Linked DNA regions of Homo sapiens: all the other regions are linked to region 5. The links are chromatin loops, found by intact Hi-C in ENCODE. Cell type or tissue: A673. All regions are shown on one strand.

The links. Hi-C counts contacts between places; a loop is a spot of excess contacts. Peaks named below come from ENCODE experiments on the same cell type or tissue, not always from the same donor. Only the 100,000 strongest peaks of a DNase experiment are listed, where the experiment ranks them.
Region 1: it touches region 5 in a loop (13-fold over the local background); 54 of 110 quality-filtered maps call a loop at or near these places.
Region 2: a loop joins it to region 5, with 5 times the contacts of the local background. A loop is called at or near these places in 24 of 110 quality-filtered maps.
Region 3: it touches region 5 in a loop (3-fold over the local background); 8 of 110 quality-filtered maps call a loop at or near these places.
Region 4: it touches region 5 in a loop (7-fold over the local background); 16 of 110 quality-filtered maps call a loop at or near these places.
Region 6: a loop joins it to region 5, with 2.8 times the contacts of the local background. A loop is called at or near these places in 18 of 110 quality-filtered maps.
Region 7: a loop joins it to region 5, with 4 times the contacts of the local background. A loop is called at or near these places in 9 of 110 quality-filtered maps.

Annotation. Positions count from the first base shown.
Region 1 is chr2:195,662,542-195,666,541 of GRCh38, reverse strand. All of the region lies in intron 1 of SLC39A10 (solute carrier family 39 member 10), which reads right to left. Among named protein-coding and RNA genes, the nearest start is that of SLC39A10, 7.3 kb to the right of the region's middle. In A673, a CTCF peak has its summit at 1,850; no DNase peak of the experiment used is centred here.
Region 2 is chr2:195,568,970-195,572,969 of GRCh38, reverse strand. LINC01827 (long intergenic non-protein coding RNA 1827) reads left to right here. Exons shown (of 2, transcript NR_187191.1): 2 at 3,108-3,339. Among named protein-coding and RNA genes, the nearest start is that of LINC01827, 3.5 kb to the left of the region's middle. RefSeq lists an enhancer at 2,159-2,749. In A673, no CTCF peak of the experiment used is centred here; a DNase peak (open chromatin) is centred at 2,449.
Region 3 is chr2:195,402,794-195,406,793 of GRCh38, reverse strand. No RefSeq gene overlaps it. Among named protein-coding and RNA genes, the nearest start is that of LINC01825, 130 kb to the left of the region's middle. In A673, a CTCF peak has its summit at 1,938; no DNase peak of the experiment used is centred here.
Region 4 is chr2:195,320,715-195,324,714 of GRCh38, reverse strand. All of the region lies in intron 1 of LOC105376755 (a long non-coding RNA gene), which reads left to right. Among named protein-coding and RNA genes, the nearest start is that of LINC01825, 210 kb to the left of the region's middle. In A673, no CTCF peak of the experiment used is centred here; no DNase peak of the experiment used is centred here.
Region 5 is chr2:196,066,883-196,070,882 of GRCh38, reverse strand. It overlaps DNAH7 (dynein axonemal heavy chain 7), which reads left to right and starts at 2,046. Exons shown (of 65, transcript NM_018897.3): 1 at 2,046-2,186. The coding sequence starts at 2,172. RefSeq lists enhancers at 2,135-2,224, 2,705-2,754. In A673, CTCF peaks have their summits at 2,225, 2,425 (motif pointing right) and 3,892 (motif pointing right); DNase peaks (open chromatin) are centred at 2,022, 2,432 and 3,872; H3K4me3 peaks cover 1,168 bases.
Region 6 is chr2:195,496,391-195,500,390 of GRCh38, reverse strand. No RefSeq gene overlaps it. Among named protein-coding and RNA genes, the nearest start is that of LINC01825, 35 kb to the left of the region's middle. In A673, a CTCF peak has its summit at 2,052 (motif pointing left); no DNase peak of the experiment used is centred here.
Region 7 is chr2:195,936,472-195,940,471 of GRCh38, reverse strand. DNAH7 (dynein axonemal heavy chain 7) reads left to right here. Exons shown (of 65, transcript NM_018897.3): 20 at 3,680-3,873. Among named protein-coding and RNA genes, the nearest start is that of DNAH7, 130 kb to the left of the region's middle. In A673, a CTCF peak has its summit at 1,994 (motif pointing right); a DNase peak (open chromatin) is centred at 2,041.

The DNA of each region.
Region 1 (4,000 bases), 400 kb after region 5:
GGCTGCAGTGAGCTGTGATCGTACCACTATACTCCAGCCTGGCAACAGCTTATTGTTCTCTTTCCACTCATCACTGACAGCTGTCTTTATTCTAAAAATAGCTACTGCTGCACTACCTCAAATCTTTATTATTCCATGCATTTTCACCCTTCCCTTTTTCAGTGTCTTGTCACTGTTATACATCCTTGATTTTATACCAGCTTGCCATTGTAAAAACTGCCAGCTAAAATGATCCTTCTTTTCCATGACGTCATGGGAAAAAAATAATCAAAAAATCTCCAAGTCAATCTTTGTATAACATTGACTTTTTTTATGTTTCAGACAACACAGAGGCTACTTATTCCCCAACATGGGAGCTTTCTGTCCAATTAATTTTTTAAAACTACATAAAATTCTTGAACATAGAGTCTTGACCACATTCCCCTTTCTTATATAGCTACATTCAGAAACACAGAGCTGGGGTCTTTTAATATATGCATATTAAATAAAAGGACAAAAAAATCAAGCTAATTATTACCAGAAAAAACAAAGTTGTGCAGGAAAGTAGTCATTTATTACAATGGCACATTGTATAAAATAATATTTATAGCATAAAAATGTAACCCCAATTACTGTTCTAAACCAAAATTACAATGAAAATTGTACGGAGAAACTGGAGTACAGGAAATAGGAAGGTATGCACAGAAGTGAAAGAGCACTAAAATCATTCTTCATTAAATAGATAATGGTTAGAACTGAAAATCAGCTGCAAGTAATGAACATGTTATCTGGAGACATGGTAATGAATAGCAAAATAATCAACTAAAGGAATTAAGGGGTTCCTTATCTCTCTAGGCAGAATATGAAAGGAACAGACAGGGGACTGATTTTTCCCCCCAAGAAACTTCACACAACTATTTGATTCTTTAAACTATATTCATGTATAACTTTGAAAAAAACCTAAAAGTTGGCAATTATAAATTAAATTTTAGTTGACAAACCAATAAAATAATGTCACATGTGGAAGAAAATGAATTCTAGCTTTAAGATTTTCACAAGCATTTGTCTGTGGGTTTTTCAAGTATTTATTTTTTGAGGCAGGTTTCCACTGTTGCCCAGGCTGTAGTGCAGTGGTGCAATGATAGCTCACTGAAGTCTCAAATTCCTGGGCTGAAGCCATCCTCCTACATAGCTGGGACTACAGGTGCGCAGCACCACACCCAGCTAATTTTATTTATTCATTTTTTTGACAGAGTCTCGCTCTGTCACCCAGGCTGGAGTGCAATGGCGCAATCTCTGCTCGCTGCAACCTCCATCTCCCAGGTTCAAGCAATTCTCCTGCCTCAGCATCCCAAGTAGCTGGGATTACAGGCACCTGCTACCACACCCAGCTAATTTTTGTATTTTTAATAGAGACGCCATGTTGGCCAGGCTAGTCTCAAACTCCTGACCTCAGGTGATCCAGCCCCCCTCAGCCTCCCAAAGCGCTGGGATTACAGGCGTGAGCCACCGTGCCCGACCTCACACTGGGCTAAATTTTTTGTCGAGATGGTGGTTTCCCTATGTTGCCCAGGATGGTCTCAAACTCTTGGCCTTAAGTAATCCTCCCACCCCGGCTTCCCAAAGTGCTGGGATTACAGGTGTGAGCCACTGCACCCAGCCTGTTTGCAGTCTGAAACACAATATGCAAACATTTTAATTCCAATTTGTGCTATTATCTTTGATTACTTGCTTCGAATGAATTCCAAGATGAGGGGAAAAACTATAAAAACTTTAACACTTTTCAGGTTTTGTCATATACTTACTTTCCAAATTGATTTCTAGAGAAATTAAGCTTGGTTATACTGCCACCAGCAGTATGATCATAGCACTCTCATTCACATTATTATAAATTTTTAAATAAATAAAAGGTCTTACTTTATTTTTAATTCATATTTTTAAAGTTATTCCTGATGTCTCAATATTTTTTCCAACATATATGAGCTTTTACATAACATGATTCAGTCACATTTTCTGCAAAAACCCTGCAGTTCTGTTCCTTTTTATTTTGATCATGTTTTCCCTTTCATGTATAGATGTTTTCATGTACATGCAATGAAACTTATTAAGGTTTCTGCAATTTCTTCTATGACTGCTGCTAAATTTTAAAAGTTTTTTCTCCCCATATTTTAGTGTATATTTTCTTATTTTTTTTTAAAAGAAAAGCTATAATTAAAAATAACTCCTAAAAAACTAAAACCCCTAACATCTATTTCTTTTTTAGGAAAAAGAAAAATGTCAGTTGCACTAACATCCAACACTTTCACACACATATCAGTTAACTAAAAAACCTTAAGTACTTGTGTTTACGCAAAAATCTTCACAGAAAAAGATTTAAGAATTTGTTTTAGAAATTATATATTCCATGAAATTATATTTACAGTGAATTTAAAGAACTTTTTTCTTAATATATTTCAGTGATTTAACTTTAGCATACCTTTCTGATTTTCAATTTTTAACTGGCATGATTATTTGCTTGAAAATAAATTCTATATGTACACTGTATGTGCTTTCATAAGATGTTATATACATTCAATTATTCACTTTATTTGGAAAAAACGGGAGAGAAGGAGGAGGGAAAGGGCTGAAAAACTAGTTGTTGGGCACCATGCTCAGTACCTGGATGACAGGATCATTCATGCCCCAAACTTCAGCATCACACAATATAACCCAGGTAACAAACCTGTACATGTACCCCCTGAATCTAAAATAAAAGTTGAAAAAAAAAAAAAGAAAAAAACTATAGACTATCCTAATTTAAAACCCAAATCTTTTTTCTGTTTTAATATACAATTTACTTTTCTCTTATTTCTTTTTTTTTCATAACTTCTATATTCTTGAAACACCATAAAATCAAAATCTTAAAAACAGTATATTCCAAACATTAAAAAATTATGAAAATATGATATGCTTTTCTAAAAAAGGTCCATGGGAATAGAAAACATGATCTCACTGCCTTATAATGTATATATACACAGAATACGTTATGTGTATATTATACTATCTTATTATTACGTTTTCTTACATTGTTTTACTGATCTCATTTTATAATGTAGTAACACACCATGTATTGTTTCATTTATATTGATAAAGTATTTAAATAAATCTTTCCCTAGCCCCTTTCATCAAGAAGCTATGTTCCTCTATAACACAGTGCAAAGTATATTTCTTCACATGCAAGCAAAATAATGTAAGGAGTCATCTTCAGTAGAAGTGCACTGAGTTAATATACCAAAATATTTGTTTAAAGGCCTGTAAGCATGCAGTTTTGAATTGCTTTATGAGGGGAGTGAGAAGATAGGAGGGAAAGGGGAAGGGAAAGAAGACATGAGACATAGGCGGCATAAAAATATGATCCATTTCCTGCTCTGAGAGAGTTACAAGGAAGACACAATCAGCTTTTCAATTAGAAAAGGTAAACTGTGAGAGAGCTACATAAGTAGCTACAAACAGTGTGACAGTTCGGTGGTAACCAACAGTTGAAGGCCAAGGGCTTCACATTCCTTTTCCGACTCCAAGCATAATAAAGCATAATTCCCTCTGCAGAGGAAAAATGGAAAGCGGAAAGAGACAAAAAGCTTCTCTACTATGTAGGTAAAGAACACCTGCAAATTCACATTACCTATGAATTGATCATTTGACTGAACATTTTTCTACTAAAGTATTTTACCGCAAGAGCAGCTATAGACAATACACACATCAATAAGCAAGTTTTGTTCCAACAATTTACAGAAGCAGGGATATTTGGCCCATAGTTTGCTGATCCAAATTTAATTTACAGATTTTTTTTTAAAGTGCCAATCCAGCAGACAATTATAGGGGAAACCACTATTTTAAAACTCAAAAATTCAAATATATAAAAGTGAATTTAGAAAAAAGCCTAGAGGTGGGAAGGCAAGGAATATCTGAAATTGTTTCTTTTTATTTATAGATATTAAAGTAATAGCATAGGCTGGGCACGGTGGCTCATGCCTGTAATCCC
Region 2 (4,000 bases), 500 kb after region 5:
CCAGGCTGACGGGCAATGGCGGGATCATGGCTCAGTGCAGTTTCGATCTCCTGGGCTCAAGTGGTCCTCCCACCTCAGCCTCCCAAGAAGTTGGGACCACAGGAGGGGGCCACCATACCCGGCTAATTTTTTTGATGTTTTGTAGATATAGGGTCTCCCTATGTTGCCCAGGTTGGTCTCTAACTCCTGAGCTCAAGTGTTCTGCCCACTTCAGCCTCCCAAAGTGCTAGGGTGAAAGGCCTGAGTCACCACTGCCAGCCAATTGCTGAAGTTTTTGGAAAAGAAAATTCTTGTCTGATCCATGGGAGTTGCTTCAAAGGTACTCTCTGCTTTTGTAGATATGAACTAGGAAGCATGTAACTGTGGTTGCTTCTGACTACACTAGAAGACGCAGCCTAAGACGAAAACTGCTTCACAGGAGATAGAGTGCAGCAGTGGAAAGAAAGCAGGTCTTTATTGACATTATGGGACTACTGGTTTTGTTAAAATCTGCCCAGTTTTTGGTTCGTCAGTCACATCGGCCAATACATTCCCTTGGTTGTTTAAGTTGTTTGATTGGATTTCCTTTTACTTGTAACTGAACTCTTAAATTTGAGTGAGATTAATGATTTTCTAGGTCTTAGGAGACAAAGCAATCCCTTGAATTTCCTGGCTCCCTAAGTAGAACAGTCGTTAGTACCATCTTGTCCATTGTGTTTTGCTTGGTTCTGTACCACCTAGCAGAATGCCTAGGACACATTAGTTGCATCACCGAAATTTATTAAGTGATAAGTTCCCTCCTCTTGAACTCTCTCAGTAATATGATCAGCATACAATCTTCGAAAGTAGTGGATTTCAGGGAGACCTCTGACTTTCAGGTTGTGTGATGTGCTCTTGGAGAAGATGAAAGACAACTATTAATGAAATGAAAGTGATTAAGGAAGAAGCCAATCAACTTCATCAAGGCTGGGAAAAATAAACTGATAGTGCTATGCAAACAGACATCATACCATATTTTTCCTTATTATATATTTTGTATAGTTATCCTCATTCCTACCTTAATGAAACTGTGTCCTCTACATTTAGAATGCAGATAGATTTAAGAAAAAAAAAAAGATTATATTTTCCCATAGTCAAAATTAAGGTATGTATCTGGGACTTTGGTACATTACCTCACATAATCCTGACAATCCTGACTGGTGGGTATCATTAGTTCTATCATACAGATGAGGAAATTGAGGAAGAGACATTAATTAACTTGTTCAAGTTAGTAAGTAATGAGAGTTGAGATTGAAGTTAAAAGGTCTACTATTACTTTATGATAATTCCAAATACAATTAATTTATGACCTCTCTGGTCTTGCTAGGTCTGAAGCTCTTGCTGAAAGGATATCATAGCACGCATAGACTATCTCTGGTGACAGTGGTTTCCTCCAAAGATGCTAACTGGGTGACTAGGAGTGGGAGACATTTATTTTTCACTGTTCAGTGTTTTGTACCTTTTGACATTTGAACTATATGCTTATATTACTTTATCCAAAATATACATATTTAGAAAAAAATTATATCATGGAAATTTTATCTGATAAAACAATAGGCCTGTAATAGATGATTTTGAGATCCCTTCTAGTGCTAAATGTATTTCATTGTGTGAGTCTATAAAAAGGTCTCCCAGTTTTAGAGAATACAAAGATTTCTGCACTGAATGTTCTCCCAAACCACTGAAATTGCCTAAAAGGATCTTTAAAAAGGTTATCTATCTGTCTATCTATCTATCTATCTATCTATCTATCTATCTATCTATCTAGCTATCTATCTATTTTTTTTTTTTTGAGAGTCTCGCTTCGTCGCCCAGGCTGGGGTGCAGTGGTGAGATCTCGGCTCACTGCAAGCTCCGCCTCCCAGGTTCATGCCATTCTCCTGCCTCAGCCTCCCGAGTAGCTAGGACTACAGGCGCCCGCCACCACACCCAGCTAATTTTTTGTATGTTTAGTAGAGACGGGGTTTCACCATGTTAGCCAGGATGGTCTCAATCTCCTGACCTTGTGATCCGCCCGCCTCGGCCTCCCAAAGTACTGGGATTACAGGATTGAGCCACCGAGCCCGGCCAAAGGTCATCTATATTGTTGTCAGTATGAGTGGCTTAAAAAAAAAAGATCAGATCGATTAAATTTTGGAAATTAAGCTTTAGATTCAGATTAGGCCAAATGTCTCTGGGGCCCAATAAAACCTAAAGGGACCTGCCAGCATTTTCACTTGAAAGGACAACTTGGTTGTGATTAACACCAAACTACCAAAGGAATGGAGAGAGGAGCAGTTAAGAGTTCAGCAATTAATCACTCAAGATGTCTTCCATGGGTATGGACAAGCTGAAGGGAAGCAAGCTTTGCACATTTTATTTTCTCAGGAACACAGCAGGCATCTTGTAAAATCACTAGGATAGGCCCCATAACCAAAACAAAGGAGGATAAAGACAATTCATGTACATAAGCACTGGCAATTTGCCTTTGTTCTCTAATGACAAACCCTACAGGAGACAGGAACCCGCTGGAGTCTGACCTTGCCTCTTCCTAGTGAGGACAGCTTAGTATGTGCATGTGTGTGTTTAAAGCAACTGCTTCACATGTAGGATATCTTTCAAGTGTCGGAGATACCAATTGTATGTGATCTTAAGAAGCTTTTTCATCAAACATGGCATAATTTTTCAGTACAGCTACTTGAGTGTGCATATTTATGAGTAGCTTGAAACAATAAAAACAATGAAAAACCTTTTAATGCACTGAAATTAGCACAAATATGAGCTATGTAGCTAAGCTCCATTGTTCATAGCATTGAAGATAGTCACATCTAATTTTGCTGCTATAGAAAGCAAATCAGTTCTGCTAACTGAAGCCCACGATATTTTGCACATTATTTTTTTGAATTTCTTCGGTCTATTTTAGTGTTTGAAATGCTAAAAACTTCTGTCCCAGCATTCTTTCTGGAAAAAAGTCTGTATACTGTCTTTTGAGCTCTGCTACTAGTTCACAAGTCACTCTTGACTGAAGTTATAAAGCAAGAGAGGGGATTTTATTTATGGGATTTTGTATTATTTTTTTCTATTCACTATAGTGCATTTCCTCCTCCCAGGCCACAGGATTCTGCTGCAAATTCTAACAGGAGGAGGCAATGGCAGCCCTTACTAAAACCGCAGAACTACAGGAAGAGGATCCCTGAGTGGGATTCCTGTGTGAAAGGCATTTTCACCTTTTTGTGTATCTTCAGAATCTTAACTTTCATGAGAGAAGAATAGAAATGCAACAATGGAACAATCCACTGTATACACGTAGCTGACAATTTAATAAACTTGAAGGAAATGCTACAGAGTCCTGTCAATGTCTTTCTTGGTCCACATGCGGCTTCTGTAGGAGATCTTCTATGTGTCAGGCCAGAAATTCCATGCAACCAGTCCTAGATTTCCCAATGGTGGTGCTGAATGGAGCGTTTCACTTGGTGTCATTGTCAGACAGTTCTGCCAAGTTTGTTATTAGGCCTCACGTGGCCTATGTAACAGGTTTTCCCCTACATCTTGTCTAACCAACCTAGCAAAACTTTCAGTTCATCCCCTTCTATTCCAATCTGATCAAAGCTTGAGAGTGTCTCATGAAATTTTATAGGTTTAGTTGTCTCATTTAAATTACCACCATGAAAATCTCCTGGATCTTAAAATTAATGTAAACTTTAATCTACAATGTGATTTCTTCCCCACCTGTGGCCTGATTTTTATTTTTTTTTATTTTTTATTTTTATTTTTATTTTTATTTATTTATTTATTTTTTTATTGATAATTCTTGGGTGTTTCTCACAGAGGGGGATTTGGCAGGGTCATGGGACAATAGTGGAGGGAAGGTCAGCAGATAAACAAGTGAACAAAGGTCTCTGGTTTTCCTAGGCAGAGGACCCTGCGGCCTTCCGCAGTGTTTGTGTCCCTGGTTACTTGAGATTAGGGATTGGTGATGACTCTTAACGAGCATGCTGCCTTC
Region 3 (4,000 bases), 660 kb after region 5:
CTGGGTTATAAATTTTTTTTCTGGCTTTAATCCATGTACACATAGTTAAGAAAATAAAATTAATTTCAGAGCCAACCTTTGAATTTAAAATTTATCTTCTCCTTAGCCTTATCTTCGCCTCATCCAAATTATAACAAAACTTTATACTACTTTAAGTAGTAGAATGTTCAAATGGTTGGTAAACAAGACTCTGGATTATATGAAAACAGAAGGAAGAAAAGGTGAAATATATTTAAAGGTTAAATTCTTGGAATAACTCTCTTTTGATTTGGCAATTCTGATGTAATGAGTACCAAAAATGAGTCTGATTCAGGTACTCTGAAAATTAATTTTCAAGAAAACTGGATTGAGAGCATATTATACACTTTAATGCTACTTAATTAATATTTGCCTCATATTGTGCTGTTATTGCAGTTATATAGCCCATGACACTGATCATAATAATGATAATAATAAATAATAATAATGGGTCCTTCAATAAATATTTACTGAACACTTATTATTTTCTAGATAGTGTTCTAGGTGTTAGGAATACAGCAGTAAAGAAAAACACAAGCTCTGGCTCTCAAGGGGTTTACCTGTGACAGAAAATAAACAAAATAGAGAAACAAATCAGTAAGTAATATGTCAGAAGCTGACAAGTTTAGGTAGAAAAGCTAAGTGAGTGGAAATAGGGCATTGCTCTGTGACATTGAAAGAGAGTAGGAAGGGACATGGTATTTATTGAGTTTGCTGTATTTGTCAGGTGTTTTGTTTATTTTTTCTTGTTAACCCTCAGAACTCAGAGGTGCATTTGTTTATATATGCCAAAACTAAGACCCATACAGATGAAATGATTTGCCCAAGGTCTCAGAAATAGCAACTGTTCAAGTCAGAATCAAACTCAGGTCTTACTAACTCTGCTCTACCATACAGTTTTTCTTACCTTCCCCATGATCCAGGTATTTAATGAGTGAATTTTTTTTATTAGCACTTTTCAATACACAAAGTATATTTCTATTCACACTCGGATTTAATTTTTGTAATATCTTAATGAAATAGGTGGTAGCATCAGCCTGACCCCTCAGAGGGATAAAATGATTTCCCCAAGTTAGAAAGTGGCATATCCACAAGTCTTTGACTCCAAAGCCTTTGCCCTTTCTATAAGCTAGAGGCCAAGCTAGAGGAGATATACCTTGGTGTTCAGAAGAATGGCCTCTTGAGCTGAAAGACTGGCATTTGAATCCCAGTTCCAAAACTTCATAGCTTTTTGGCCTTGAGATTTTAAAAACTCTAAGCTTCAGTTTTCTCCTATGTAAAATGAGAGTAACAATAATGTTTAACCTATGAGAATGAGTCAACACATCTAAAGCACTTACAACAGTTCCTGGAGCATAGTCAGTGGTACACAAAAATTAGATGTTAATATAATGTTGGAGAGATGAAACTAACATAATTGTCATATGTGCTTCCATATAATTTTAAAATGATGTGGTTTGGCAATAATTACAGCAGAAGTTCAGGCAATTGGGATGACCTACACAGGCACATGAACTTCTAGTTCCCAGGAGTCTTTTCAAAGGCCCCTATGGATATCTCCTTCCCAGCTTTTCCTTGTAAGCTTTTTGATTAGTCTATTGTTTGTCTCAAATCTTTTAAATAAAATTAATCTTTAGTTAGACAAATACAGGTTGTATATTTTTACGGTATACAACACAGGGTCTTGAAATATGTATACATTGTGGAATGACTAATTCAAAATAATGAACATATGCATTACCTCACATTTTGTGTGTGTGTGGTGAGAATACTTAAAATCTACTCTCAGCAATTTTCGAGTATGCAATAGATTTTTAATAACTATAGTCATTGTAGTATTGTACAATAGATCTCTTTGAAATAATTCCTCCTAACTGAAGTTCTGAATCCTTTGGCCAACATCTCCCCAATCTCTATCCTCAGTCGCCCCCTGCAGCCCCTAATAACCACCACTCTAATCTCTGCTTCTATAAATTTGACTTTTAGATTTCATATAGAAGTGAGATCATTTGTCTTTCTGTGCTTGGCTTATTTCCCTTGGCATAATGTCCTCCAGGTTAACCCATGTTGTCACAAATGAGAGGACTTCCTTCACTGTGGATATACACACATTTAAAAAATCTATCCATTTGTTGATTGATACTTAGGTTGATATATTGGCTGTTGTGAATAATGTTGCATTGAACATGGGAGTGCAGATATCTCTTTGACATACTGATTTTTATTTCCTTTGGATATATGCCCAGTAATGGGATAGCTGGATCATAGGGTAGTTCTATTTTTAGTTTTTTGAGGAAACTCTATACTGTTTTCATAATGGGCATACATACTAATTTACATTCCCATCAACAGTGTACAAAGTTTCCTTTTCTCTACATCCTCTCCACCACTTGTTATTTCTGATTTTATTTTTTGATAATAGCCATTCTAACAGACGAGAAGTGATAGCTCATTGTGGTGTTAAACTCCATGTCCACCCCAGTAGACCAAGGCTCCAGGCTTAACCCCATGGACCCAGGCATGTGGCCTTCCAACTTGCTGACCCAAGTACCAGGCAAGCCTGCCTGAAGGATCTAGCAGCAAACCTGTTCACTGACCATACCAGATGGCCAGCCCAGAATTTCTGGATGGACTGACTGGGAAAGGACTTTCCCCGATGAAGCCAGTCTTTAAATATTAAAATAAATGCCTACTTCTTCAAATGGGCAGCACCAAAGCATGCCTGCAAGGATCAGAAATGTGGTGTCAAAGGAACAAAATAACCAACCTTAAAGAAATGAATATTTGTAAACTTCCTGACAAAGAATTCAAAACAATCATCTTTAGAAAGCTCAATGTGCTACAAGGGAATACAGATAGACAACTACATAAAATCAGGAAAACAATACATGAACCAAATGAGAATTTCAATAAAGAGATATAAACTATAAAAAGAACCAAACATAAGTTCTGGAGCTAAAGAACACAACTATTGGGCCAGGTATGGTGGCTGACACCTGTAATCCCAGCACTTTGGGAGGCTGAGGTGGTTGGATCACTCGAGTCTAGGAGTTTGAGACCAGCCTGGGCAACGTGGTGAAACCAAGTCTCCACAAAAAATTAAAATGAAAATTAGCCAGGCGTGGTAGCTCACACCTGTGTTTCCAGCTATTCAGGAGGCTGAGGTGGGAGGATTGCTTGAGCCCAGGAAATCAAGGCTGCAGTGAGCTGTGATTGCACCACTGCACTCTAGCCTGGTGACAGAGCTGGACCCTGTCTCAGAAAAAAAAAAAAAAAAAACACAGTTATTAAACTGAAAAATTTCACAGAGAATTTCAACAGCAAACTCCGTCAAACAGAAGAATCAGTGAACTTGAAGATAGGTCATTTGAGGCCAGGTGTAGTGGCTCATGCCTGTAATCCCAGCACTTTGGGAGGCTGAAGTGGGTGGATTGCTTGAGTCCAGGAGTTCAAGACCAGCTTGTGCAACATGCTGAAACTCCTTCTCTAAAAAACAAACAAACAAAAAAATTAGCTGGCCATGGTGGTGTGTACCTGTGGTGGCGTGTGTTTGCGGTCCCACTTACCCTGCCAGCTGAGGTGGGAGGATCACTTGAACGCAGGAGGCTGAGGCTACAGTCAGCTGAGATGGCACCATTGCACTCTAGCCAGGATGACCCAGTGAGACCCTGTCTCAAAACAAACAAACAAACACACAAACAAGATAGGTCATTTGAAACTGCCCAGTCAGAGGAACAAAAAGAAAAAAAGAATGGGGTAAAGAAAACTTACAGGAATTAAAGTACATCATTAAGTCCCAACTCTTATTCAATATCTCAGGCAGCTGCAATGTTGAACAATTGTCTGTGCTTATTTTTGACAAACGTTCCTGGGGAAAAGGCTGTTTGCACAAGATGAGCTCTGAGTCAGGTCAGGTCAAATAAAGCTTGTGAGTGAGATCTTCTAGAGATTCACTAGATACGTCAAATAATGCCCATTCTCT
Region 4 (4,000 bases), 750 kb after region 5:
CTTCCTTTTGTCATCAAAGTTTTCCTCACCTCTATACTAATATTTTGCAGCTCTATCAAGTTGCTGGCAAATCTAATCAACAAATGGAAACCAAAATGATAATGGCTGAAATAAAAAATAGTGTATATTTTGACCTAAAGGAGTTAGCATTTTGTATATTTCAGGCTTGTGTCAGAGCCAATGAGAAATATATTTTTCAATGAGATTTCTGTTAGAGATAATCAGGTCATATCCATTTTCAAATGAACAACAGATAGGGCAAAAATGCCTTGACAACAGCCCAAGATGTACCTGATGATCTTTACTTCATTGGCCTTCATATATTTCTTGATAGCCCTCTCTCTCACTACTGATTTTATTCTCTCATTGCCTTGGAAGCTTCAAAACTGTCTTTGTTCATTTTGTGTTCCCATAAGAGAATGCCCGAGAGTGGGCAATTTAGAAAGAAAAGGAGTTCATTTGGCTCATGATTCTGGAGCCTGGGAAGTCCAAAGCTGGGCAGCCTGTCTGGTGAGGGTCTCATGTGAATTAAACTCATGGCAGAAAGTGGAAGGAGAAGCAAGTGCATGCAAAAAGAGGCTGGGCTTTTTTAAAATAGAAACCTACTCTTGTGGATTAGTCTCTGGGGACTAATCCAGTCTCCGGAGAGCAAAAACTCACTCACTACTGCAAGAATGGCATCAAGCCACCCAGAAGGGCAGCACTCATGACCCAAAAGCTTCCTATTAGAGCCTACTTCCCACATATTCCATCCCCCAACATTGCCATACTGGAAATTAAGTTTCCAAAATGAGTTTTGGGGACACTGAAAGCAAACTAAAAGCTCCTGCATATTATAATCAGGACATCATGAGTGGCATTCTGTGGGAAATATTTTCCCTCCATTTTGAGTGTGCTTATGCTACATCAGTGACATTCCTAATCTTCTTCAGAGCTGAAATGTAATATTGCATGGACAGAATTTACTGTTGTAATTAGACCAGATCAGGATGACATGGATTAATGGATAGCCTTAATAAAATAGTTTTTAATTCTTCACTGATAATTTTAAATGTAAGTTTTCTACCTAAGGCCATGAATAGATCAGAAACTTAAATCTGTTTAATATTTTCATGTAGCGTTTCTCATTATGTCTAAGTTAAAAAGGGCATTAAAAATATGCTACTTGAGGGAGAGACTAAAAAACAACTGTACAGAAAGAACTGTGCTTGATTTTGTATCTTGAATTTTAAACTAAGGTAGCTTCTTATGAGAACAATCCAGAGAGTTATTATGATTTTAGCATTGAGAAGACTATTAATGTGAAAATTGCTTTATTATCATTTTGACCTTATTACAACATTTAGGTTCACGGTAGACCACCTATTAAGTGATTTTTCACCTTTGAGAACAGAGGCATAGGTAAAATTGTTTTTATTAACATAAAGTTCATATTATATTAATTTGCTGTATAAGCATTCATAATACACAAAGGCTGACTAGTTCTTGATGTCAAAGGAATTGTAGTTACAATGCTCCACGGAAAAGGAAACCCTGAACATTGTTACTCACATCTTCTGTGATTTTTTTTTTTTTTTTTTTTTTTGCTATAATGCAGTGAATGAATTTCAGCCATCATTTACTGAAATCTGTTGCCTGGGGGCTTAGAACATTCTTTATATTTAGCAAGCAGGAAAACTAAAATCGTGGCATATGAATAATGAAACAGACATATGTACTCCCTCTGGTGAAGTGGAAATAAATACTGTACACCTTTACAAATATTAGTTTATTTGTCCATTTTACTTCTATCCATAGGATTATTTTGCATTCTTTTTCAATGAAAATGACTAGAAAGTGTTCACAGTTGATAAATACATTTTCAGAAATACTAAGGCTTATATTGCATTAGTAAAATATTTTTGTTCTTTATAATTTTATATAGTTTTTAAATTAAAAAAGCATATAATAGGTGGTAAGTGCTAATGATGGTAATCAGGCATCTGGAGCGGAGGAATAGTTAAAATTAAAGCTTCCTTTCCTACTCAGAAAGTGACCTAGAAACGGCTTTCAGTGCCTTAGGATATTTGGCCTTGCCAGCCTTAGGGAGGGTTGAGAGGTGCAGGTTGTCTCTGAAGTTTGTCTTTATGTTCTATTAACAAGTCTCAACCTCGAGGCTGTGTCTGATTTATGGGCTTGGCTTGGTTCCACCCCTCACAGAGGTGGACTAGGGAAGCAAAGGCAGCAGCCAGGCTATCCGTCACCCAGAAGCTAACTGTAACCAGCTGATTTAGATTCTCTGCCTTGCTTGCTTTTCCTGAACTGTTCTTCATTATCATGATTCTGGTGCTCACATTATCTGAGACGGCAGGCTTTCCAATATTTTTATTTAATTTTTTTCAGTTTGTACCTCTTCTGACTGGGGTAGTTTACTTGATAGTGTTTAAATTCAGTTTTTTTGGAATACTGTGATTATGACTTTATGAATATATTAGGGATAAACATGCTTCTGTATAGTCTTCTTAATATTTAAATGTTTGAAGATAAGGGATGAATTTGGAAACTGAATTTCTCTCTCAGGTTTATTTATTCTTATTGTCAATTGTTAGCTACTCAGGAATGGCTTTAAGCCAGAGCAGTTAATTCTTTTCTTACCTTGGTGAAAGTGGGATCCAAGACTTTCAAGAGTCAGCTGAAAGGGTGATGCTGCACATTCTATCACTGGAGAGGGGAGAAAGCAGCCTTTTAAACTATTCCTGCACTCAACAGTTTAGTTATCATTATTTTATTGAGAAGAATAACCAGAGCTTAGCCACACTCAAATATAAAAGTACTACTGGCTATGTGTTAAGTGTGTTAGTACATTATTTCATTTAATGCTTTAATTTCATTATTTCATTATTCCCATTTTTACATGTGGGGGTTCTGAAGCTCAGAAAGGGTCATTTATCTGCCAAAAAGTCACATAGCTTGTAAGCAGTAGAACCAATACTTGGGCCTCATGGACTCTGTAATGCATGCTCTCAACTACTGTGGTGATTAATAATAGCGCCCAAAGACAAAAATAAAGGAGTTAAAGCATTGTATCATTTTTTTCATGAGTTGTTCTAGCTCCATTACACAATGACTGTTTTAGAAACTGATCAGAAAATATGCCCTTAAATGATTCTAAAAATCCTTTTTTAAATTACATTTTAACTCTCAACTTGGAGAATATATAATAATCACTGGTGTTTTACAGTTACCAACGATGAGGCAGCAGTTGTGGTGATTATGAATTATTGCCTTAACCAATTTATTTTGCTGTATTTTTCTTTTTATATACGCAATAGACTAATATGTTAAAAAAGATCTCTGTCAAAGTAAGACTAAATGGCTCTTAGAATAAATGTAAACTATTTTTAAATTATGGGAAAGCAACTTGTCACAATTTAATTGTCAGTGATTTTCTCCTATTGGAACATAAAATAGTGTGTTTAATAACACTTTAGATTCAATAAAGTACAATATGCATTATGCCCATACAATGTCCATGCAAATCTATTAAGTAAAAAAGCACCAGTGCGACATTTCTCATTGTGCCTACTACATTGTAAATTTCTTGCCAACTGGATCATCTTTATATCCCAATATCACCCAGTGTAGTGCATGCAAGTGACAGATACTGAATAAATCTCTGTTGAATGAAACATGTAATGAGACTGATTTTCTTATATTCCCAGAAAGAGAAATTTAAAACAAGAGTTCCAAAAATATTTTACCAAGTGTCAGCATCATTATAATTATTGTAGAACTTCCTGTGATAATGACCTTGCTCAAAATATCATGCTAATTTTAATGTATTTATCATAAGGAGCAATGGCCTCCTAGAAAGAGCACAGTTTAGGAAGTTAGAAGATTTTAATTTTGATCTTGGCACCACCTTCCTATGACATCTTAGGTAAGTCATTTAACCACATCCTGAACTATAAGGATAATAATTAACAGCTCTCACAGCTATTGTACATGGTCAAAGTCATTG
Region 5 (4,000 bases):
GTTGCTTCACCTTTTGACTATTGTGAATAATGCTGCTATAAATATGAGCATATATATACATATATGTATATATATATGTATGTATGTTTGTGTCCCAGCTTTCACTTCTTTAGGTTTGTACCAGAAGTGGAATTGTTGGATCATAATATATTTCTATTTTAATTTTTGGAGGAACTGCCATACTGTTTTCCATACCAGCTGCACCATTTTACATTCCCACCAGTGGTGCACAAGAGTTCCAATTTCTCTACATCCTCATTAACACTTGTTAATATTCTGTACATTAATCCCTCATCAGATTTGCAAATATCTCCTTCCATTCTGTGGACTTTTTTTTTTTTTTTTTTGAGACGGAGTATCACTGTGTCGCCCAGGCTGGAGTGCAGTGGTGTGATGTCGGCTCACTGCAACCTCCGCCTCCTGGGTTCATGCCATTCTCCTGCCTCAGCCTCCCGAGTAGTTGGGACTACAGGTGCCCACCACCACACCCGGCTAATTTTCTGTGTGTGTTTTTAGTAGAGACAGGGTTTCACCATGTTAGGCGGGATGGTCTCGATCTCCTGACCTCGTGATCTGCCTGCCTCGGCCTCCCAAAGTGCTGGGATTACAAGCGTAAGCCAACACACCCGGCCTGTGTGGATTGTCTTTTTACTGATGAGAGTATTCTTTGATGCACAAAGGTTTTTTATTCTGATGCAGCCGAATTGTCTATTTTTTCCTTGTCGTTTTGGTGTCATGTCCAAGAAATCACTGCCAAATCCAATGTCGTGAAGCGATTCTTCTAAGTTTTCTTCTAAGAGTTTTATAGTTTAAGACCTTACAGTTACATCTTTGATCAATTTTGAGATAATTTTGTATATGATGTTTTTAGGTAAAGGTCCAACTGCATTTTTTTCCGCATATGGACATTTAGTTTCCCCAGCATCATTTGTTGAAAATAAATTGTTAAGGTCACTATAGTCTTGTAGTAAGTTCTGAAATCAAGAAGTGTGAGTACTCCAACTTTGTTCTTTAATTTCAAGATTGTTTTGGCTATTTATGACCCCTTGGGGTTCCTTGTTAATTTCAGGATGGAATTCTGCCATTTCTTAGCATAAAACTTTTCAGTGGAGGTCAGTTGCTTTTGACATCCAAACTCCTGCCCTTTTATAGGGTCCTTTAAGATATATCACCTGCTTATCACCTCAGCTTCTTCTCTAGACTGGCTCCAATCCCCTTTATCCAAACCTACTCATCGACCTCTCAGAACCATTTTCACTGCTTCCAATAGCTATGCTCTCTTGTCTCAGGCCTTTGTATGTGACCTGCTTTTTGCCCGGCATTCTTTGCCTGGCATTTCTTCTTCCTTCACATTTCAGCTTCCACATCCCTTCCATGCCCTCCATGAGAAAATTAGTTGGTGCTTTATGTTCTCACTGAGGACTGCCATTCTTAGCACCGTCTCCACTACACGGTAAGTGCTTGGCTTGGACACCCCCCAGCCTGTGGCGAATGGATGTCTTGGTCACATTTGTGCTTAGCACACCACTTTTCATGTAGTAAACCATCTGTGAATGTTGGTTTCAAGAATTGTTGGAAGGTTCCTTTACTGGTATTCTTCCAAAGGATAGTTTTCTGGAGTGTGGGAAGAGTCAACAGCACAGGGGTTGGAAGCACATGAATAATGAAAGGTGTTTACTGGATCCTGCCTCGCATTACTCCACTCGCCCACATTAGCAATGAAATCTGTAATCATTTCATTCCAGTGTTTCTCCGAGACCTCTGAGGGGTTAAGGCAGCAGTCCTGGGCATCCGGCTTATTTAGAAGGAGGGTGCGGAAGTGTGAGGATCTACTTCAGTAATCAGAGGATATTGGAGGAGACCCACCCAGTGTCTTTGGTTATTCAACGCACACCTTAGACCTCACAACACTGGCAGCAGCGCCCCAGAAAGCTCCTCTTGCGGGACCGCGCGCCAGCTTCCGGGTCCAGCCCCAGAAGGAACAGATGACCGGAAATGGAACCTGCGCGGGCCCGTTGCTTAGCAACAAACGCTGCCCGGACGCTAGACGGCTCTGGTGCGGAGGGAGCTGAGACCGCTGCAAGTCCCGGGGCCCTGCCTCTATCGTCCTAGGGGTTCCGCGGGCAGGAGCAACCCAGAAGCACCGGTGAGGCCAGCGCGTCCTCGCAGCCATGAGCAGTGAGCAGGTGAGAGGGCTGCTCTTTGCCAGGCTCGCCGCCGCCGCGACGCTTCCCAGGCGTTTCGGAAGTGGTGGAAGCCCCTCCTGCCTAGCGAACTCCCCAGCTGTGACTCCGCGGTGTACAGCTTCCTTCACCCCACTTGTGGCCTGGGTTACTGAGCGCTTTCCGTGAATGCCCTTATAAGTTCCCTTCCCAGCTGTTTGCCCTTGGTCGTCATAACAACCAAACCTAGCCGCCTAGCGGCGCGCCAGCAGGGGGAGCCACAGCCCAGAGCACCCCCAGAGTGCTAATGGCGGTGTGCTTGGGTGAGAGGCGGCTCTGCGAGGAGTTGCAGCGGGTTTGGGTTCTAAGGTGGGAATCGAAGCCAACTCCTAGCCATGTGACTTTGGACAAATCTCTTAGTCTTTGTAAGCCTTAGTTCTCCCACCTCTTATGCAGAGCGGGGGAAACATCAGAACAACTTTTCTTCTTTTTGAGGTTGTTGTCAATTTCAAATTAGATACCATGCCATACCATAACTATACAATATTATACTATACATGAAAGGCCTTGGTAAGTGACATATGGCACTTCTTAAGATGATATTCCATGGTATGTGATAAAAGATGCACTTTGCAATAGCTGCTTTTCTTTCTCTTTTTTTCTCGTTTTTTTCCTTTCTGTCTTTCTCTCCTTTTTCTTCTAAGAATTCTTTCTTTATTGAACTTAAGAGCAACTAACAGAAAGGCAGAACAATGGTCAGTCGTCTTAATATCAGCACAGAATGGGAAGATATTAAACGTGGTCATTATTCTGGCTAGCTAGAAAATAACTCTAGCTTTCTACGTAGTGATGAATAAGGAAAAGGACTCTATAAACCTCCTGGAAGAAAAACAGTTGTTTTTAAGCCTGCAAATTTCATTTAGCTTTTAAACAATATTAAACGGTAATTATTTCTTTTTTATTGCTTTATAATGCTTTTTTCGGTAGTGTTAGAATTTATTGTGGAAACAGTATTAAAACGGATTTAGTCTCCTATCCATTGAGTTGTACATTACTAACAGAACTATGTGAAGATCCTGATTGGTTAGTTCATCAAATAAGTAATTAATACCTGAAATGCTCAAGAAAATTTGGTTTGAACCTTTTTAAAAAAATAAGTATAATTTAAGAACTAAGAAATGGACACTGATTCATATGCTAAAGTATAATTAGTATTGGTATTAATAATAAAAGAGTAAATGACAAGCAAAAAACAAAAAGTTCAGATACAAGTAACCAAAAACACTGAGCAATTGTTTAATAGATCTTACTAGTTTTTTTCTACATGATATTAATGTAATCAGATTTAAAAAATAACATTTGTTACTGTCACCATTATTATATATTGAGCAGCTTCTTTGCTTGTTGCCCAAGTTAGTCTTCGGCCAGATCTTGAACCATATCCTACGTTGTTAGAGTTTAAAATACACTTTTACCACATTTCCAATGGTATTTCTCAATAGCTGTTTTTCACAATTCCCCTAACTTACCCATCTACAACTAAAAAGTATCCACAAAAAACCCACCAGCCGTTAAGTTCTAAATTTTGCTTCATCTTTATAAAAGTGATGTTGGGAAATGACACCCTAGTCTCTCACTCCCCCTCCAGAAAGGTTGTGATTTATTGAAGAGGCAGCGGGATCTTAAAAGAATGGACATGATTTCCATTTTCCACTTACTATTTTTGAACAGCAGAGGGCCCTCTATCACTGTTTTGGTTGATTTGTAATTTAAAAACTAATCTTGAGAATTTCATTTATGCTAATTTAGAGTGTAGCTTTCCTTTGGAAGGATGAAAG
Region 6 (4,000 bases), 570 kb after region 5:
AAATATTTTTTCCTAGTCTGCTGCTTGTCTTTTCATATTCTTAACAGAGACTTTCACCAAGCAAAAAATTTTAATTTTGAACCGGCTCAATTTATTTATTTATTTATTTAATAGATTGTGTTGTTAGTATCAAATCTAAGAACTCTTCATTTAGCTTATGGTCCTGAATATTTTCTCCTGTATTTTTCTTAAAATTTTGATAGTTTTACTTTTACATTTAAATGTATGATCATTTTGAGTTGATTTTTGTGTAAGTTATGAAGATTAGGTTGAGGATTTTTTTTTTTATTTTTTTTGCCTATAAATGTCTAATTGCTCCAGCACTATTTGTTGAAAGGGCTATTCTTTCTCCATTGATGGCTTTTGCATCTTAAAAAAAAAAACAGTCAGACATATTTGTGTGGGCCTATTTCTAGGTTTTCTGTTCTGTGGATCTACGCACTTATCCCTCCACTAACACCACATTATTTTGATTACTGTAGCTATACAGGAAGCTGTAATATTGGGTGGAGCGATTCCTGTCATTTTACTCTTCTTTTGCAAAATTATTTCGGCTTCTTGTGCCCATAAGCCTGTCTGTATCTATGAAACACCTTGTTGGGATTTTGTTAGGAATTACATTAAAGCTATAGATCAATTTGGGGAGAATGGACATCTTTACTATGTCAATCCACTTTTGAATTAATGGAACATTCCATTCATTTTTGCTGTTTTTACGAATATAAGTAAAGAATACAAATAAAGTAAAGAAGCTTTCCATCTAATTCATAGTAAAAATACATTGGTATCAATTTACTTACTTAAAAAAGTAAGAGTATTTTTTTTCTCCCGAAATCTTTGGGTTGATTTAATTTTCTACATTAATGTTTACAAGCAGAACTTTTGTTTCTATATAGACACAGCCATGGATAATCATAACAACTGTGACTCTACCTCCTTCAAATAAATGCTTGAATTCAATTTCCCCGCCAATGCCTGGTAGTAAAGGCTAAGTTAGCTAAATAGGAGTAGTTGGCCATACAATAACTAAACATTCTTCTGAGTAAAGAAAAGTCTGGAACGCAGATTACTTAGCCAAATGACTCATGGATTGTGGCCCTCCAGAGAAAACTGAGAGCACATTAAACCTTCTAAAGCTCTTTGGGATGGGAAAAAGTGTTGCTAAAAAAGGATTTTTACTATATCCTCCCTTTTAAACAGGGTTCAAATTGGAAAGCGCTTATCTCAGTGTACCATTTTGTTTTGCTAGTTATTATTATTTCCAGCTCTATTAGGTGAGTGATCTCACACAGAGAAGGGAAAATTGAGCTTTTCTGGCTGGGCACTATTACTCTGCCCAGCTGAAAGCTGCTATGCTGGACAGCATCTTTTCTGTAGCTACATTTGTAGGCCACAGGAACTGTGGATAGTTATGTATTCAGTTGTTACAGTCATCTATTTATTTGTCTTAAGAATAAAAACAAATCTTCCAATTGACCTTAATTTTTTTGCAGCTGCAGTTTTAAAGAATTATAGTATCTTTTTATATTAAGAACTTTTTTATAAGCCAGTAAAAATAGAAATTTGATTCACAAAGTTTTTTCTTTCTAGAACAATTTACTGGCATTTATTTCTCTTAGAGACTGGGATAGAAGAAGAAATGCAGATGATTAAAACTCAGGCAGTAGATCCCTTGCTTTAAACCAGAGCCAAGAAACTTTCTAACTATATATTTATACTGCTTCCAGTTTTAGAAGGCTGGTCGTCTTTATTGAAGGCAAGTCAATGTGGAAAGCTCTATTGTTGTGTGTTCAAATACTATATTATAACCCTGTATTTGTTTTTCTTCTGTAAATTCATACAACACTTTGCAGTTATTTCTTAGTTCATATACTTTTGGTGCCATGTGACAGAAAACTCAACTCAGTGTATTGACCCAAGTAACATAAAAATCAAGGTGTAGACATAGCTGGATAGTTCATTCCATCTCTTGTCTCTGCTTTTAATTGTGTTGGCTAACTTTTTAAGTAGGCTTCCCCCTGGTGGCCCACTGAATTTTCCTCTCCTGTTGACTCTTGTGAGTTGGACTTCTGAGTCCTGCAATTAGTGTTAATTGGGTCATGTATTTATCCACAAACCATTTACTGTGGAGAGGGCTAGTCTATTCCCCTGTTAACCAGGCTAGGGTCAGAGGTTATTTTCCTGTCTATTCCCCAGTTAACAAGTCTAGGGTCAGAGGCAATTTTCCAATCTGAACCTTGCCATTTGAGCCAAGAGCTTTGGAAGACTACATAGATATGCACAGTTTGGAAAATATGTAGGGGTAGAGAGAATGCAGTTGTAGACAGCATTTTTGCATTTCTGGTTATAATCAGGGCACTTTTCTTTGTTCAGAAATTTCTCTTCATTATAAATTACTCTGTTATTCTGTTATAGCAGCATGAAACTAACTAAGAGCTACGAAGTCATTCTGTATCTGAGGACAGTTTCAGCTCCATCCAAGGACTTAGCCTCAAGATGTGGAAAAAGTTAGTGATTTAGAGTTGTGTATGTCTGGAGAGGAACTGAGGGTTACTAAGCAGGCAAAAATCAACAGCCGTTCACTACGACAGGTTTTTTTTTTTTTTTTTTTTTTTGAGACAGTCTTGCTTTCGCCCAGGCTGGAGTTCAGTGGCGCGATCTCGGCTCACTGCATGCTCTGCCTCCCAGGTTCACGCCATTCTCTTGCCTCAGCCTCCCGAGTAGCTGGGACTACAGGTGCCCACCACCATGCCTGGCTAATTTTTTGTATTTTTAGTAGAGACGGGGTTTCACCGTGTTAGCCCGGATGGTCTTGATCTCCTGACCTCGTGATCCACCTGCCTTGGCCTCCCAAAGTGCTGGGATTACAGGCGTGGGCCACCGCGCCCAGCTACAACAGGTTCTAAAGAGCTGTTCATTAAAGAAACAACTGGAAAATAAACAAAACAAGTTTATGTTTGTTACTATGGTTTGAATGTGTCTGCAAGTTGATGAGTAAGAAACTTGATCACAAATTCAATGGTGTTAGGAGGTGGGACGTAATGGATGGTGTTAGGATCATGGGGTCTCTGCACTCATGAATGGATTAATGCCATTCTCACATGAGTGGATTCCTTATAAAAGGATGAGTTCAGCCCCTCTTGCTCTCTCTTGCCTTCTCTTTGCCCTTCAGCCCGGGTGACACAGTAAGAAATACCTCATCAGATGCTGGTGCCCTGATCTTAGACTTCCCTACCTCCAGAACTGTGAGAAATAAATTTCTCTTCCTTATAAATTACTCAGTCTGTGATACTCTGTTATAGCAGCATGAAACTAAGACCCTTGTAAATCAACAAAAACAGGGAAAATGGTAAATAATCCCTTATAAACAAAACCTTTTTATGAAAGTGTTTAATAAAATAGTAAATGTTCATCAGTGGCTTCTTGTTTTTGGGTCTTGATCTGTTTACATATAAATTTAGGCGGCTGATTAAATAGTTTCTTAGGTGTCTCAGGTTTAACATTCTGTCATTCCACCATTAGCAGTCCTCACTCCTGTTGAGTATAATGTGTCTCTCTAAGCCTTAAAGGCTGCAGTGTGATGAAGGTGAAGATGCTGCATCTGGGAATTCCAGTAGCTTTAAGTAATTGCCATTTGAGCCAAGAGCTTTGGAAGACTATATAGATATGCACAATTTGGAAAATATATAGGAGTAGGGAGAGTACGGTTTTAGACAGCATTTTGCATTTCTGGTTACAATCAGGGCACAAAGTGATAAGACGAAAGTTACCATACACTCATTTAAAAAATCACTGGTTATTTTTCCAGACTTTTCTTTGTTCAGAGAAATATTTAATTATTGTATTGCCAACCGCCATTCTCTGGGATTGGCTGGTAAATTTTGAGGTGATAGAAGCCAATTTTAACTTTAGCCTTGTGATTTGTGAACATTTTCTTTTTCTTATTTTTTTTAAAGCCAAACTGCTCATTCATCTATTTGACACATATAGTGAAACGTGT
Region 7 (4,000 bases), 130 kb after region 5:
CTTTGCCCATGCCTGTATCCTGAATGGTATTGCCTAGGTTTTCTTTTTCTAGGGTTTTTATGGTTTTAAGTTTTACAATTAAGTCTTTAACCAATCTTGAGTTAATTTTTGTGTAAGGTGTAAGGAAGGGGTCCAGTTTCTGTTTTCTGCATGTGGCTAGCCAGTTTTCTCAGCACCATTTGTTAAATAGGGATTTTTTTCCCAATTGCTTGTTTTTATCAGGTTTGTCAAAGATCAGATGGTTGTAGATGTGTGGTGTGATTTCTGAGGTCTCTGTTCTGTTCCATTGGTCTATATATCTGTTTTGGTACCAGTACCATGCTGTTTTGGTTACTGTAGCCTTGTAGTATAGTTTGAAGTCAGGTAGCATGATGCCTCCAGCTTTGTTCTTTTTGCTTAGGATTGTTTTGGCTATAAGGGCTCTTTTCTGGTTCCATGTGAAATTTAAAGTAGTTTCTTCTAATTCTGCAAAGAAAGTCAGTGGTAGCTTGAGGGGAATAGCATTGAATCTATAAATTACTTTGGGCAGTATGGCCAGTTTCATGATATTGATCCTTCCTATCCATGAGCATGGAATTTTTTTCCATTTGTTTGTGTTCTCTCTTATTTCTTTGAGCAGTGACAAAACCGTATTTTCTATGAAACTTCCTAGTAGCAGAAATGAGAAAGCTCTCTATATACTCAATGTTTCGGGCCCCTGATATCACATTCATTTGGTTTAGAAATGTAAACCTAGTAGATCATCACTAGAGCTGATGAGATTGGTGGGTGGTTGTGAAGTAAAAGAAGACACTTAAAAATTGTCAGTCAGTGTTCTTTTAACCAAAAAAATGACAATTAATAATTCAATTCTTCCCCTTTAGGAGACAGAAAGTAATTAAAGTGTCAAAGAAGTCATACTAAGATTCAAATTTCTAGTAGCTTCCTGTTACAACATCTTATTGCTATGTTCTGAGGACATAGCTATGAAGTACCAGCCTTCTGTGACATGGAGGCTTGTACATTCCTTGAGTTTCCCTGTATGAGCCCAAGTGCAGTTCATCCTGCATTTGCTGAAGCACTCAACATGGAATGGTGACTCTGTACCAGGATTTGATGGCGATTCTTAGAGGAATTTAAAGTCAGTGTTATTTTACTATGATAAATACCTTTCTTGAAGGATGGAAGATTATAAAATGTTCATTTTAACTCCATAAAACATGGAGTGATGTAAATGCTTCATTTTCCCCTTTCCCCAGAGTCAATCCTTCCCCACCTGCACTCTTTCTAACAGACAATTTTGGGGTGAGGAGAAGGAAAGGGGGAGTAAAAGGGTCGCTTCAAGTGTCTGTGTGTTTTAGACACCATATTAGTCACTTCAAATACATTATCTAATTTAGTCCTCATACCGATTTTGAGAGAGGGCTTTTATCCCCATTTTCAAGATAATAAAAAAGGGACTCAGATTAAGCAGATGATCTAAGGTCGCACAGGTAGTGGGGAATAGAGTGTGGACAGACACCAAGTCTGTTCAACTTGGGCCCCTTTCTTTATCTGATACAGTCTTTATTATGTTTGTCTTCTCACTGGGAGAGAGTAAAGGTAGTTGAGTTGCCAGTCATAAGATGATTACTTTTATTTTAAAATCTTAAATCCATATACAAAGATACATAGATTATTGCCTGTGTTCATTTAAAAGTAGCATATTTGGTTCAGAGTTATTAAGCTAATCTGGTTAAATAGGTTTGACCCTGGAAATTCAATAATAAAAAAAGTTTACCTGAATGCTCTTTCCATGGTTTGTTGTTGTTTGTTTGTTATTTTGGCAATTATAATATTTAGCAAATGGAATATACTGGTTTAAATAACTGAGTTTTTAGCTTTCAAATCTTAGATTAAGAATGGAAACATTGCAATAATTTTTTTGGTTGAGAATAACAAATACTGTTCATGTGTGAAAGGAGTTTTTTACATTTATTAGCCACAATTCAGCTTTTTTCCCCAAACAAATACAGGCATACTTTTCCAGAAGGTGGCACTCTAAGAACATTATTTTGATATTTGGATTTAGGCGAACATGATGGCCTGAGTCTGTTATGCTGTGTGTGTTTGTGTGTGTGTGTGTGTGTGTGTGTGTGTGTGTGTGTGAATGTCTATTTGAAACATAAAACAAGAAGCATAATAAAATTCCTTTTAAAAATTATGCACCTTTAAAGATAAATTGATCTAATTATATTATATGATTTATATATTCATGTTTTATTGAGGAAACAAGTAATGATAATTATTTTCTTTGATTAAATTGCTGTTTCCAAATTGCATTGTTGTAATCCAAAAAAAGCAAAAATTGTATCTTTCCTTTTCAGACACATTCAAAGTATGTTCACAAAAACATACTTTAGAGACTCCTGCAATTGAATAAAATTCCTATAGGAAAAAATTTACTGGTTACATTTTTGGTTATCTCTCAGTCATGGCTAAATACCAAAAATATCTAATTAGTTAATCTTGAAATTTAGTATTTAGTTTTTAACAATATTCTCTTGATTTAATTTCATATAAATTTCCTAAAATGCCCTGTTACATTAATAAATGTCTGGTGTATTTTCATGAGGTGTGCTACTTGGCGATTGAAATCTCTGTTGTGTTAGCACCTTTTTTGTTTTTTCAACACCTTCAAGCTTATTAAGTAAAGAACTTTCCTTACATTGTCAATGATGTCAGTGGTGAACACTGACTTTGGAATTATAAGACCAAGAATAGACCCAGATGACATCAACCATGTGTTAAAGAAAAAAAAGTAAAAAGAATTCTATTTCAACTATATCTAGGCTGTATTTTTATATGTATTTCTAAAGATTTTCATAAACTTGGTGGTTACTGTATAGATATTTTGAGAAATCAATAAACTCTATTTACTTTTTTTAAAAAATATGAGTTCTTTAAGATCAGCTTTTGGTTATAATTCTTATTTTGAATACACAGGATAAAAGAAAGCTCTTTTAAAAATATTTGATTGTGTTTGAATCACTTTAAAGCAAACAGCTCACAGTGACACTTTCAAGTGAGAATGTTCACCATGCCTTAAAGGTGGAACAGTCTGTCTCTAGAGAGTTCAGGAAGAGCACACCTTGAACTTCAGTCCTTCAGCAAGAAGTGTTATAAAGTAGTTTCAAGGGTCATTGTTTACAATGTAAGATCTTCTTAGAAAGCTTTCTTCCTCATTTCCTCAACCCTTACTTTTTTCTCTGTAGTTATAAAACAGGGATTCTGTTATGTTATTATTATTCATAACAATAAAATTCAAAATAATAATTATAATGATGACTTATTGTTTAGAATTCTTTTCCTCAAAGAATAAAATACAAAAGAAAATATCTCATACCAGTTTGTTTCCACTGTCCTTCTTGTGAGTTCAGGCAGTGTTCTCTCTCTCTCATTTTCTGTTTCTTACACTTCTCAACTTAGAATGAGAATCGTTATGAACAGGGCTGAGGATTAAATCAATGTGACTTTTACAGAATCAGAGAGGCCAAGTAGACCTAGAATATGCAAGACTACTTTTAAAAAACAAATACTCCCCTTAAAATTTACATAACCTTTGTTTGATTACAAACATATAATCTCAAATATAATATGAATATAAATAGAGTTAGTATCTAATATTTTTGAATTGAGTGTTTTTTATTTTTATTTTTAGGATAAACATGTTCTGACAGTTGTAACCATTGACAGAATGCTGGAAAGGCTGAAAAAATCTAATGAACTTTTGGAGCTCATTCTTAAAGGACTTAATGAATATTTGGAAAAGAAACGCCTCTTTTTCCCCAGATTCTTTTTTTTGTCCAATGATGAACTTCTTGAGATACTATCTGAGACTAAAGATCCCACTAGGTAAGTAATTTACATGTAGAATACATGACTAAATTTATCTGCTTAAACTTAATTTTTAGAACAAAGTAGAACATAAATATATATAATCATGTTTATATAATATTTTTTCTACAAGAATGTTCCAAGT